2 separate regions of the Homo sapiens genome follow, and region 2 is linked to region 1. A link is a contact called in ENCODE Hi-C or POLR2A ChIA-PET data. All regions are on one chromosome and are shown on one strand. Each heading gives the region's core, a stretch centred on a gene start or an enhancer-like site at or near the end of the contact. The rest is flanking DNA. Distances are from core to core; before and after follow the strand shown. Region 1 overlaps MB21D2 (Mab-21 domain containing 2). Region 2 overlaps MB21D2 (Mab-21 domain containing 2).

What was found. A loop is a pair of places that touch in the nucleus more often than their neighbours do. ChIA-PET counts read pairs that join two places held with the same protein, here RNA polymerase II (POLR2A). Pooled maps may share reads with other maps.
Region 2: a loop to region 1 is called in a pooled map, with 4 times the contacts of the local background. The contact joins two enhancer-like sites. A Hi-C loop is called at or near these places in 11 of 168 maps with a recorded cell type or tissue (Caco-2, Calu3, GM12878 and 8 more), 8 of 37 single-sample maps with no recorded cell type and 17 of 50 pooled maps. POLR2A ChIA-PET finds 5 or more read pairs at or near these places in 4 of 52 experiments (AG04450, GM12878, activated CD4-positive, alpha-beta T cell and 1 more).

What each region holds. Positions count from the first base shown.
Region 1 is chr3:192,815,449-192,821,571 of GRCh38, forward strand. The region is part of intron 1 of MB21D2 (Mab-21 domain containing 2); the gene reads right to left. Among named protein-coding and RNA genes, the nearest start is that of FGF12, 91 kb to the left of the region's middle. Within about 2 kb of position 3,608, at least 8 of the 41 ENCODE cell types and tissues checked have a DNase peak (open chromatin) inside an H3K27ac peak, as active enhancers do; they include GM12878, where a contact is called at or near this core.
Region 2 is chr3:192,861,433-192,867,555 of GRCh38, forward strand. The region is part of intron 1 of MB21D2 (Mab-21 domain containing 2); the gene reads right to left. Among named protein-coding and RNA genes, the nearest start is that of MB21D2, 53 kb to the right of the region's middle. Within about 2 kb of position 3,728, at least 6 of the 41 ENCODE cell types and tissues checked have a DNase peak (open chromatin) inside an H3K27ac peak, as active enhancers do; they include GM12878, where a contact is called at or near this core.

The DNA.
Region 1 (6,123 bases), core at 2,358-4,857:
AGACATGTGTTTAGCAATGTTGAAATGCTTTTAAAAATTGAGTCTGCCTCTCTCTCAATTTCAAAGCAGAAAGTTTAACTGCATGAAATCAGGAAAGGCAAAGCTGTCAAGTTAGAGGAAGGAATTTACTGTCTCAGTAATTCTCTAAGATCTTGAAGAGCTGAGATTGGCTACTTTTCAAATCAGGGAAGACAACTTTGGCGGGCTTTTGGAAACATGATAGTAATTGAGATTCAGGAGGGATGTGACAGGTCTCATTCTGTACAATTGGGGAATTCATTCATCTCTAACCACCCAGGTATTCATTTAGTTTGAAAGAAAATGATGTATTTGTGCTAGATTTCTGCTATTTTTTCAGGGCCCGTATCTTCCTCTACCCATCAGATAGGGATGGATTTTTGTCCTCTATTCAATCTCAAGCATAGATAAAGTGATTGCATCACCAGCCGAATCCTTAAGGACAATTGGCGCCCATACCACACTTGGCTTGGGAGCACATATATGGGTCAGTGAGTATCAAGTGTGGAGCTGACTTGGCAGCCAAGCAATAAACCTGCAGTGATGGGCACAATTACAGCTCAGTTCTCAAAACCAAAGATCACACAGTTTGAATAGAGGTGTACAATTTCCAAAGCTATCAATTGTCCCAGGGTTGAATTGAGAGACGACGACAGATTAAATGCAGACAGCTGTATTTATATTGTGTCCCTTCCAAAAGTCCAGTTTGGGTTTTATAGTGAAGTGGCAAAAAGACGAGAGGACAATTTTTTTTTTTAAAAAAAAAGATGGTTCCGACTTGAGAAAGGTTATTAAAGGACTCAGGTGTGCTACGATTGTGAGATGCAAAAATCCCATTTTTAAGATAGTGACAAAAATGACATTTTGTACACAGACCCAAGTCTTGTTATGACAGTAACTTTCAGATGAAAAATTCCATAATTCCAGTCTAACAAGAGGTGGTTTGAGGAGAAACTCTCCAGTAAAATCACATGAAGTTTTCAGTCTTTCCACTAGAGGTCATGCCTTCCTAATTTTTCTTTAGTTGCTGGACTGGCTGCAACCCAAAAAGTAAGGCCTGAGGTTGAACATAAATTTTTAAAATTAATACCTGATTTTACTGGTATGCTTTCAAAGTGAGTGAGAACACAGTGCTTCTTGCCGGTGAATTTCAAATGCCCACATGCTGTTTGCAGCAATTCTACTGTCACGATGGGATGTCACATCGTCGTTGGTAAGATTCACAGCTTTGAGGTGAACAAGGAAGACAGAAAAGAAGGATGCCAGAAAGGATGATGTGGATGCCGTGATAGAAAGATTATTAATTTAGGATACAGGCACGCTTGAATGTGGACCTTAGCTTCATGATTTATTAGCTGTGTGGCATCTGGATAAGTTACTTGACTTTCTGAAACTTCAGTTTCCCCATTAAAAAAAAAATGGGGGTAATATCATCTTTCTCATAAGGTTCTTGGGACACTTAATTGAAACAGTTACATAAAGCTCCAAGCAGAGTTTCTGGAACTTTGCAATCCTGAGAAAATGTAATTGTATTTTTAAAATCACATTCTGTTCACACTTCTGTAGGTTAATGAATAACACTCGTCTTTATCCTGTTATTTGGGCATGTGACTTTTAAAAATAAATATTCCAATACTTTTTCTATCTATTCTATCACTTCCCTCCCTGTTTTTCTTTTAATTTTAGTTTTTATTTAGTAATGTAGTCATGTGGTTCAACATTCAACAGCACAGACGTGACCCTGGAGGGGAGGATCTGTGTTTGAGTCACCCCTTTATTACCAAGAGCTCCTCATGCAGTGCTTTGTAATGCAAGTAACTGTGTGTCAAGTAATGTGGGTTGAGTGGGTGAAACCTCTTGACAACTCTGTCAGCTTTGTAAGGGACAGAAAACACTCTGAATGAAAAGTTAACACAAAGCACCTGGTAGATAGGAGAGAGGGAAGGAGGGAAGGAGGGAAGGAAGAAGGGAAAGAAGTGAGAGAAAGGAAGGGAAAGAAACAGATATACTGATTTTTACAGTTAGTTTTAGCTTAATATAATCTTTTACAGGACTCAATCATGACAGCTAGCATCACTGCAAACAGTAAATCTGTCATCATTAAACAGGTACCACCAGAGCCCTGCACCATCACTCAGTTGACAAATACTTCAGATTCTGTCCTTAAAATGTTTGTGGTGTAGTGTCCTTCCTGCACACCCCATGCCACTGTGTGTCACTGTAACAGTCCAGCCAGGGTCCTCACATCTCTCACAGGGACAACTGCAATACCTCCGAACTACACTCTGTTCCCACCACCGCACCCAGCATAGGCTGCCAGAAGGAGCTTCTTGAAGGATGGGCTCTAATCACATCACTCACCTGCTCAAAATCCTTCCACGGTGCCCCCATCTCCATAGCCAAGGCCTCCCCCACTCTGAGGCCAATCTCCATTTTCGTCCCTGTCTTAACTGCTCCCTTATGTTCTTAATTGGCCCCAGCCCCCAAACGGATCCCCCACAATATGCTAGTCCCCCAAATATGTCCAGTGTTTTCCAGTCCCCAAGCCTCTACTTGTTCTCTTCAGTGTGCCCTCCCTCCTTGCCTGCTGAAATCCTGCCAATTCTACCCACCTAAAAGCTTTTGCCTCCTAACCTTACTCCACAATCATACAAATTATTTCCTGTCCCCCTTCATACAGCATTTGTACTACAGCTATTTGAGCTCATTCTCATGTCTCACATGAGACCATGAGTTTTTTGAAGACAGGAACGGAGCCTTATTCACCTGCATCCCCCTGTGTTCTGTGTCTGGGGTTTAGGCCACTGATATCTAGAAACAGTCTGACCTACTACAGAATATGTCACTGTAACATGAACTGCTTGTACAGGACTGGCAGATAGGAAAATGATGTCAGCACAATTAAAAGTTGGATTGCTTTCACATGCAATTTTCCTAGAATGCTAATATTTTGTACAATCAAGAACTAGCAGCTAAAAAAAATGTACTCAAACACAGAATACAGCAAGTCACAGAGTTCTCAGCTCAGACAGACATGTGGTTCTTGGTTCAGAAAGTATGTGGCTTTTCTTTTTGTATTGTTGCCTATGATCTTACTTCATTGTATCCTTGTCTCCAAAATTCAACAACTTTTCCTTACAATCCATCAAGCCATCTTCAACCATTTTTAAAGGTAAAGTCCTTTTTAGAGTGGTATTTCTTTATCTTTTCGTGTTTCTTTTGCTTTTGTTAATGTCCTGGTTACAAAGTCAAATAGGTTTTGGGGGATATGGTCATAACTCTGCTTTTCCTATAAGTCATGCTGGTTTTTTTAATGCAATTATGCAGAATATGAGGATTTTAAGGAATATATATACTATATTGTTATATAAGTGCCTAGACCAGTGCTCAACTTAACTGGAGATAGAAGGCCAACTGCTGGTCTTAATAAATGAATGATGACAAGGTCCCTCAATACAGTTCCCTTGAATGTCAATTGTTTGAGCCAGTTCTCAATTAACTGAATATCCGAGAGGCAGGAATTGAGTTTTTTTTTTGCTAGAATCTGAACTGCCAATGGAAATGCTCTTGGGCAAGACAGGCTGACCTGACCTGGAATATAAGTGACTCATAGTTTTCCTGGAGAGCTGAGCATGTCTGAAGAATGCTAGATCCCAGGGCTCCTGAAGAGGGAGAGGCCATCCGGGGGCAAAAGTGAAGGGAGAAGAAAAGAGAGATAGGAATCAATGTTTACAGAGTATCTGCTAAGGCCCAGTTATATATTAAGATTTACATGCAAAAATCTTTGAGACTTAATCCTCAATTGACAAGAAAAGAAAGTCAGGCTCAGTGGTGAAGGGGTTTGCCCACGGTGACTAACACAGGGTTGCCTGAATCCAAAACACTGGCTTTTCACGGCAAGGGTGGTTTCCAAACCTAGCACAAGGGCTGGGCCTCCGGAGAAGCCCTGTAATTAGTGGAGGGTGAAGGTGGAAGATGAAGTGCAAGGAAAGAATGTGACAGTCAAGTGAGCAGAACCTGGGCCTCCCACCCCCGCTTCGACCACTTGGATCGGTTTTACTTATTGGGCTTCCTCTTATGCTTCTATTTGAGGGAAGAGTCCTATAGTTTTAAAAGGGAGATGGAGAAAGGGTTAGAAAATCACTGCATCATATCAAGCTGCCTATTTCCCAATTCTGCCTGAGGCTGGCCCCTCAGCAGAAAAATAAATCAGTGCTTACAAAAGATCTTCTATGCAGACCACTGCTGGAGTGGTCCCCAAGTCCCCTCTCTAATCATTCCAAAGCTGTCTAAAAAGACTTTACTTTTCGCCAACTGTACTCACTTGTTCAACTATTTTTACCCATTTCCAGGTACTCCAGCTTGGGAGGCACCTGACATCCATCTGTGAAAGTGCAGGCAGCTTGGAGAGCAGGCCCTGCAGCTCCTGCTCTGGGGACAAGCTCTGCATCCCAAGCTCTGAACCTGAAGCAGGACACCCAGGGCCTAGTCCTGGTGCTCCCTACAAGGGGGTAGGGGAATCAGCTCCTCTCCCTAGGTTTCTGTTTCCTTGGCTACCAAGTAAGTTGGGTGGAATACATGGTTTTTAATGTCCTTTCTGACTTTCAGGACTCTATACATAAATAAGTGTGTTTGTGTTTCTGTGGGGAGAGAAAGGGGAGGGAGATGCGATATTAAGAGTGAGTTTGTATAACAGCAAGTCAGAGCTAAGATGTATAAAAGTACACACCCCCCAGAAACACACAGAGGTGTATGCAGAACCTTCAGACAGATTTCTCTAAAATTTATGAGTATCATGAAACAGATTGTAAAAAAGAAAACTATGACATTATGAACGCTGATCTAACTTAAGCACAAAGAGCAAAGTAGACCTTTAACTCCCCCGAGATAACAACTTCGGATAATACAAAATGTAATTTCAGATCTTTCCAAAGGCCTTTCAAAGTCCAGGGATGAGGTTCTGTGTTGCAGGGAAAGGACTCGTACAGAAGTTTTGTTAAAATGATTAGAAAGAAAATAACAGGCACTGGATTTACAGCCAGTCTCTGGGCAATGAATGATTTGTCACCTTTTTCTTCTGTTATTGATTCTCGCCTATAGACAGACGAGGAATGACTGCTGATGAAAGCGTCTGCGTAGCGGCCACTCAGACTGTGTCAAATATTCCTCCGGCGTCCCGCCCCGGGCTCTCTCTGCAAAGGCCCAACCTCCTCACAGATGCTCCGCTGCCTCGTTCAGCCAGCATCTGGAGGTACAACTTCTGACTACCTAACTCGCGCTCCACCCTGTTTTCCATCCCCCCAAATCTTATTTTCTGACACAGGGGCTCGCTCTGTCACCCAGGCTGAAATGCAACGGTGTGATCACGGCTCACTCCAGCCTCAAACTCTTGGGCTCAAGCAATCCTCTCACCTCAGCCTTTTGAGTAATCAGGACTACAGGCGGTGCCACCACACCCAGCTTTTTTTTATATATATTTTTTGTAGAGATGAGGTCTCGCTATGTTGCTGAGGCTAGTCCCGAACTCCTGGCCTCAAGCCATCCTTCACACCCATCCCTCACAAATCCATTTTAAACAAACAAACAGAACATTACGTACCCTTCAAATAACAATGAACACATCGTTTATTTGACTAATGCTGCTGCCTTCCTGATATTGCTAATGTCACTATCCACCACCACCTGGGCTCTTAATAACATCACTCATTTACTGGGCACCTACTTTGGGCCAAAAGGTTTCTTGTGAATTGTTATTAATCTTTATAATGCCCTCTTATGATGAAGACCTTGAGGTTAAATAAATGCTCAAAGTTACATAGTCAGTGGATCTGATAGCTGAACCAAGCTCTCTGACTCCAAAGGTAGGGTTGACTCACAAACATTTCATCCAGGTCAGTAGTGTGAACTATCCACACCTGCTCCCACCTCATTCCTCAACCTCATCTCACAACTTCGCTATTGCCCTGGGAGACCGCAGAGCACCTGCAGCTTTCAAACACTATGGGATCCAGAAATGAAGGAAGCTGGGAGATCCAGGCACAAGCAGGGAGCACCAAACCTAGAGGCAAGTTCTCAGTCCAGAATTTTCTGCCCCTTCCCTCTCTT
Region 2 (6,123 bases), core at 2,478-4,977, 46 kb after region 1:
TAGCTATCCCCAAATTACGTCTGGGTCCTGTTCTGATAAGGTGTTTGGGAATAAAGCAGCAGCACAGTGACCTTTAACATAGACCCATTTCGGGCCAGGTGCGGTGGCTCACGCCTGTAATCCCAGCACTTTGGGAGGCCAAGGCGGGTGAATCACCTGAGGTCGGGAGTTCGAGACCAGCCTGACCAACATGGAGAAACCCTGTCTCTACTAAATACGAAATTAGCCGGGCGTGGTGGCGCATGCCTGTAATCCCAGCTACTCGGGAGGCTAAGGCAGGAGAATCACTTGAACCCGGGAGGTGGAGGTTTGCGGTGAGCCAAGATCACGCCATTGCACTCCAGCCTGGGCAACAAGAGCAAAACTCCATCCCAAAAAACAACAAAAAAACAAAAACATAGACCCATTTCTATCATGAACCATGTCTCTACTCTCCCCCCACCAAAATCCATTATCATGCAAGGTGCAATGACAACATTACAATAAAAGTGTTTCAACAAACTGGGGCAACAGGCCAGGTACAGCAGAGTAAAATACAACCACACAAGAGCCAAGCCTTGGTCTTGTGGCCAAAATGCTCAACAGTACAATGCTCAAGGAACACAGTTTAGCAACATTACATGAAACCAACAGTAAATTCAAATGTTTCAAGAGTGTGCTTTGGCGGCCAAGATTGTGTGACTGAAGCTGCATGAACAGAAGCAGACTCCCTGGAAGGAAATGTATCTGCTTTCATCTGTGCTGCTCTTACCACACCTGTTTCAACCAACACCCTGAAAGTTCTGCCAACGTGGAGGAAGTGAGGTAAGGAAACTATAGACTGGATGATGATTTGAAGGAACTGGGAACATTCAGAAAGGAGGCCAGGAGCACCATCTTAAAACCTTAAAGCTCCCTCTCTCCTCTGAAACATAAGTAGGATTGTATTCCATGTTCATTCGAATTGTAGAATAATAGAGACAGCAGGGAGATAAATTTGGGTTCAATAATAATAATTCTCAGAAAGCTGCTGCCCAAATATACAAATTTGCCTCTAGAAGAAGTAACTTCCTCAGGGTGCTGAAACAGAGGCTGGGCGACCATTTAGAGGAGAGACAGGAGTCAAGATTCCATGATAAGAACAATGTACAGTTGTCAGTTGAATTGTGTCCTGCAAAACAGGTATGTTCAGGTCCTACTCCTCCTGCTCCTTTAACTGTGAGTAACAGAGTCTTTGTAGGGTGCTCACACTGAATTAAGGTGGGCCCTGAATCCAATGACTCATACACTTAAGAGAAAAGGGAAAGTCGGACGCGGACATACACAGATGGGAGATGGCTGCTGCGGTCCATTTGGGCTGCTATAACAAAATATCTTAAACTGGTAATTTATAAACAATGTAAATGTATTGTTCATAGTTCTTGAGGCTGGGAAGTCCAAAGTCAAGGCACTGGCAGATTCCGTGCCTGGGGGAGGCTTGCGCTCTGCCTCAAAAAATGGTGCCCTGTTGCTGCACACTCCCATGGCAGAAAGGAGAAGTGGCTCCTTGAGGCCTCTTTTGTAAGGGCACTAATCCCACTGACAAGGGCAGAGACCTCATGACCTAATCACCTGCTGAAGGTTCCATCTCTTAATACTACAGCACTGGGGATTAGGTTTCAATGTATGAATTTTGAGGGGACACAAACATTCCAAACCATAGCAATCATTATAGAGGCAGAAACTGAAGTGTTGCAGCTACAAGATAAGGAACACCAAGGGTTGCCAAGCAGCCACCAGAGGCTAGGAAGAGGCAAGGAAAAATTCTCCCCTAAAGCCTTCAGAGGGAGCACTGGCCTGCCAGGTCCTTGAGTTCAGACTTCCAGACTCCAGAACTGTGAGGGAACACATCTGTTTTGGGCCACCCAATTTGTGGTGATTTGTTACAGCAGCCCTAGGAAACTAACGCATACACAAACACCCAACTCGGTGACATTCTGTCTATATCTACGGGACTAACGGTTGTTTTCCAAGTGGGAATTGTGATGGGGCACTAACATTAATTCTTGAATCAAAAGGAACGTTAGCACATGGTGTAAGTTTAGTTTTTTTTCTTTTTAACTCATTCATACACTTATTAAATATTTACTGAGTACTTAATATGTGACAAAACTTCTGCAGTGCCCTATGAAGACAAGGACGAAGAAGACATGATTCCTGTCCTCAAAGAGCTCACTGTCTACTACAGTCTGTTTGTGTCCCCCCAAAATTCACATTGAAATCCTAATCCCCAAGGTGATGATTATTGGGAGATGGAGCCTCCAGGAAGAGGCCAGGTCGTAAGAGCAGAGCCCTCATGAATGGGATTTCTGCACTTGAGACTTCAGAGCTCCCTTTCTCCTTCCATCAGGTGAGGACACAGTGAAACAACAGCTGTCTGTGAACCAGGAAAGGGAGCTTCGCCAGACACCAAACCTGCCAGAGCCTTGATCTTAACCTTTCCAGAAGCCAGAACTGTGAGAAATTAATTTCTGTGGTTTATAACCCACCCAGTCTATGATATTTTGTTACAGCAACCTGAATGGACTAAGACACTCCCCACCAAGAAAATGTAAAAACATAATGTGACAGATGTCTTTACATCAGTAGTGGATGCTGTGACAGAGGCATTTACAAACACAGAGGTATGAAAAAGTGAAGAATAATCCTCTGTGGCAGTGGGTATCAGGGAAAGCTTTCTGTAAAGTTTACATTTGTGCTAGATCTTTAAAAAGTAGGTGTGCTCCAGGTGAGCAAGGTAGGGAAGTACTTTCTAGGCATGTCAAAAGGCCTTGGCCTAACTCTTCCAGATACAGATAAATGTGGGGAATAAGGAGGGAAGGACAAGAAATAAACCTCAAGAGCTGTGCTGAAGTACCCCAGTTTGTGTGTGAACTGGTCCAGGAAACCCCGCAGGTGCTCAGACAGTCCTCTTTTTAATGTTATCATCATTACTGTTATTGCAGAAATGGGGTCTTGCTGTGCTGTCCAGGCTGCTCTTGAGCTCCTGGCCTCATGCAATCCTTCTCCCTTGCCCTCCTAAAGAACTGGAATTACAAGTGTGAACCACCGTGCTTTTTGTTGTTGTTGTTTTTTGACAGAGTTTTGCTCTTGTCATCCTGGCTGAAGTGCAATGGCACAATCTTGGCTCACTGCAACCTCGGCCTCCTGGGTTCAAGCGATTCTCCTGCCTTGGCCTCCCAAGTAGCTGGGATTACAGACACCCGCCACCACGCCTGGTTAATTTTTGTACTTTTAGTAGAGATGGTGTTTCGCCATGTTGGCCAGGCTGGTCTCGGACTCCTAAGCTCAGGTGATCTGCCCGCCTCAGCCTCCCAAAGTGCTGGGGTTACAGGTGTGAGCCACCATGCCTGATCCCAACTCCAATTTTTAAGAGTCATATTCAGTGACTGCCCTCTCACCCAGAGCACTGTTATTTCTACTATTTCATTTTTAGAGTGACTCCAGTTCCACATTCCTCCTCCTACACTGCTTATATACCCACCTTGCAGTTTCAATGGGAATATTAAAATACTCACAGATGAAAAACCAGACAGAAGACATCTCAGATGGTTTTCCCTCACCCCCAACAGATTTTTAATTCATTCATTTCTCCTCAATCTGGCCTACAGAGAAGGGAGAGGCTGAAATGAAAGTAACAGCTGCTTCTCAACGGTGGAGGAGCATGAGGATGTCAGTGTGTCGCGCTTGACAGCTGTGAACAATCTTAGAACATAATTATGTAACCTCCTGCATGTGGAGCTTTCCACCCTTCCAGAACACTCTCATGTGTCCCTGAGCTTTATTCTTACAGCAACCCAGGGAGCTGATCAGCATGAATGAGGCTGGAAGGAGGCTCAGAGGTAGGTGAACTGCAAGGTAGAAGATGACCCAAGATTAGCCCTCAGTCTCCTGCTCCCAGGATGCTGTCACCTTTCATAGTTTTGCTTGATTTTCATAGGAAGCATGTAGAAGGGCTTGTGGGATTGTATATTGGAGAAATGGTTCAGCAGGAGTATGTAGAAATTCAAAGTACATGCATTAACATTCCACTGGAAGGGCAAGAAGAGCAAGTACTGATTTGCTTCATCTTACAAGTAAGAGACATTTCAGAAACATGATCAAATTAACCACACCTCTGCATTCTGAATTTGGGAGTCCTAAGAAAAGAGTTAAGGATAAAGTGAGAATTGAAGCTGTAAGATGCCTGTGGCTGTGATGAAGCTTAGAGAAGCAGATTTGGTCTACCAGGCCCCCTCCCAATCTTCCCCAACCCCCACCCCATCCTCACCATTCTTCTGTGTTCAACATATGATTGTCTTTATCAGCCACCTTTAAGAAGTTGCTGATCCCTGCCTGTAATCTCAGCACTTTGGGAGGTGAAGGCAGGAGGATTGCTGGAGCCCAGGAGTTTGAGAACAGCCTAGGCAACATAGTAAGACTCTGTCTCTACAAAAAATAAAAAATTAGCTGGGTGTGGTGGCTTATGCCTGTAGTACCAGCCACTCTGGAAGCTGAGGCGGGAGGATTGCTGGGGCCGGGGAGGTTGTTGAGGCTGCAGTGAGCCATGATTGTACCACTGTACTCTGGCCTGGGCAGCAGAGGAAGATCCTGTCTAAAAAAATAAATAAATAAAAAAAAAAGAAGTTTCTGATTCCAAGGGTAATGATGAAATGAACTCATCAGAAACTGAGACTAGAGCCACTGACCCTTGTGTACCAACAGATTTTTCTTCTTAAATATCATTATTTCAAGCTAATTGTTCATCTCTAAGGCTCAGAATTTCCCCAAAATGCTCAGGTTAGGAAAACAACAGCAAACTTTAAATATATACTAAAATTACAATGTACAAGTGTAAGCAGGAATCACATTCTTCCTGAAAGAACTAAAAACATCACTGGCAAAGTCTCTTTAATTTGCTGGGATTAAAAAAACAAAAGAACATCAATTAGATTGCGTCTTCTGGTTAGATCTCTCTTTCTCTGAGAGGGGAACTGACGCAAGGAAATCAAAGAATGTTACATTTAATTAATTTATTCACCTTGACCTACTCCCAGCCCAATATGTATGCTGTTGAGATTTCTTTTTACCTGATTTAGAATGTTAAAGATAGAATGCATCTCAGCATGCATACGTGCACGTGTATGTAGACATGCACGTACACATCCACATTTAATTCTGAATTAATTTATTCTTTCTCAGGTCCCTTAGGTCATAAATGAATTCTAAATTAACATAACTGTCTGGCTTATCCATGAAGACTGCCTGTTCTTGAGGCATGATACATGAAATGTAAGAATATTAAAAAAATAAAAATTGTCCTCACACCAGGTAAAAGATAACTTAGGAGAGAAGAAAGTTCCCATCTTTAGAAGAGGAGACTTAATTGGATTTCTGACCAATTGCTGAAATACCCTCCATTACCATGTGCTCTGACCATCTCTCCCCTCCCGCTTCACACACCTAGAAACTGACATCAAGTCCTACATGAGGAAAAGAATGTAAATTTTCCTTCCTCCCAGAAGGGAGAAGGAATGGGGAAAGCTGTTTTCCCTCCCTCTCAGCTTTCTCCCTTGTGCGCCTGCATGCACACCAGATGGTGTGAAGCCGCAGGTTGGAGGGAGACAATAAACCCAGAAACTATTGCAATATTAGGTTATAAAATGACTGACTTTCCAACAGGCATGCATCAGTGGCTCACTGATGAATGGGAGGAGTATTGGGTAGAGGGAGGAAAAGGCTGCTCAAATAAGGAGCTGTAATCTTCAGCCCCTTGTACCCCGACCTCCACACACCTCCCAGGAAGCAAAAATGCAACAAGCAAAGATGCCCTCTACAACACAATCAAAACAGGCTCTCTCTCTCTCTGGCTGAGAAAGGGTCCCAGCAGAGTCATGGAGCCTGAGGCTGATACAAAGCAGCTCCCTCAAAACTGACAAGCACCATTCTGTCAGTATCTTATTTGCAAAGAAAAAACAATATACCCTGGCTGTCACCCCACTATGTACCTCCATGGCTCAGTGACACAGAGCAAAAGGAGAAGGTAGCAGAAAGTGGTGAGTACAGGTACTCTGGCTGGTTAGGGTACAGGTTTCTGTCCTGGTTGCTGTTTTTTATTTCTAAAGA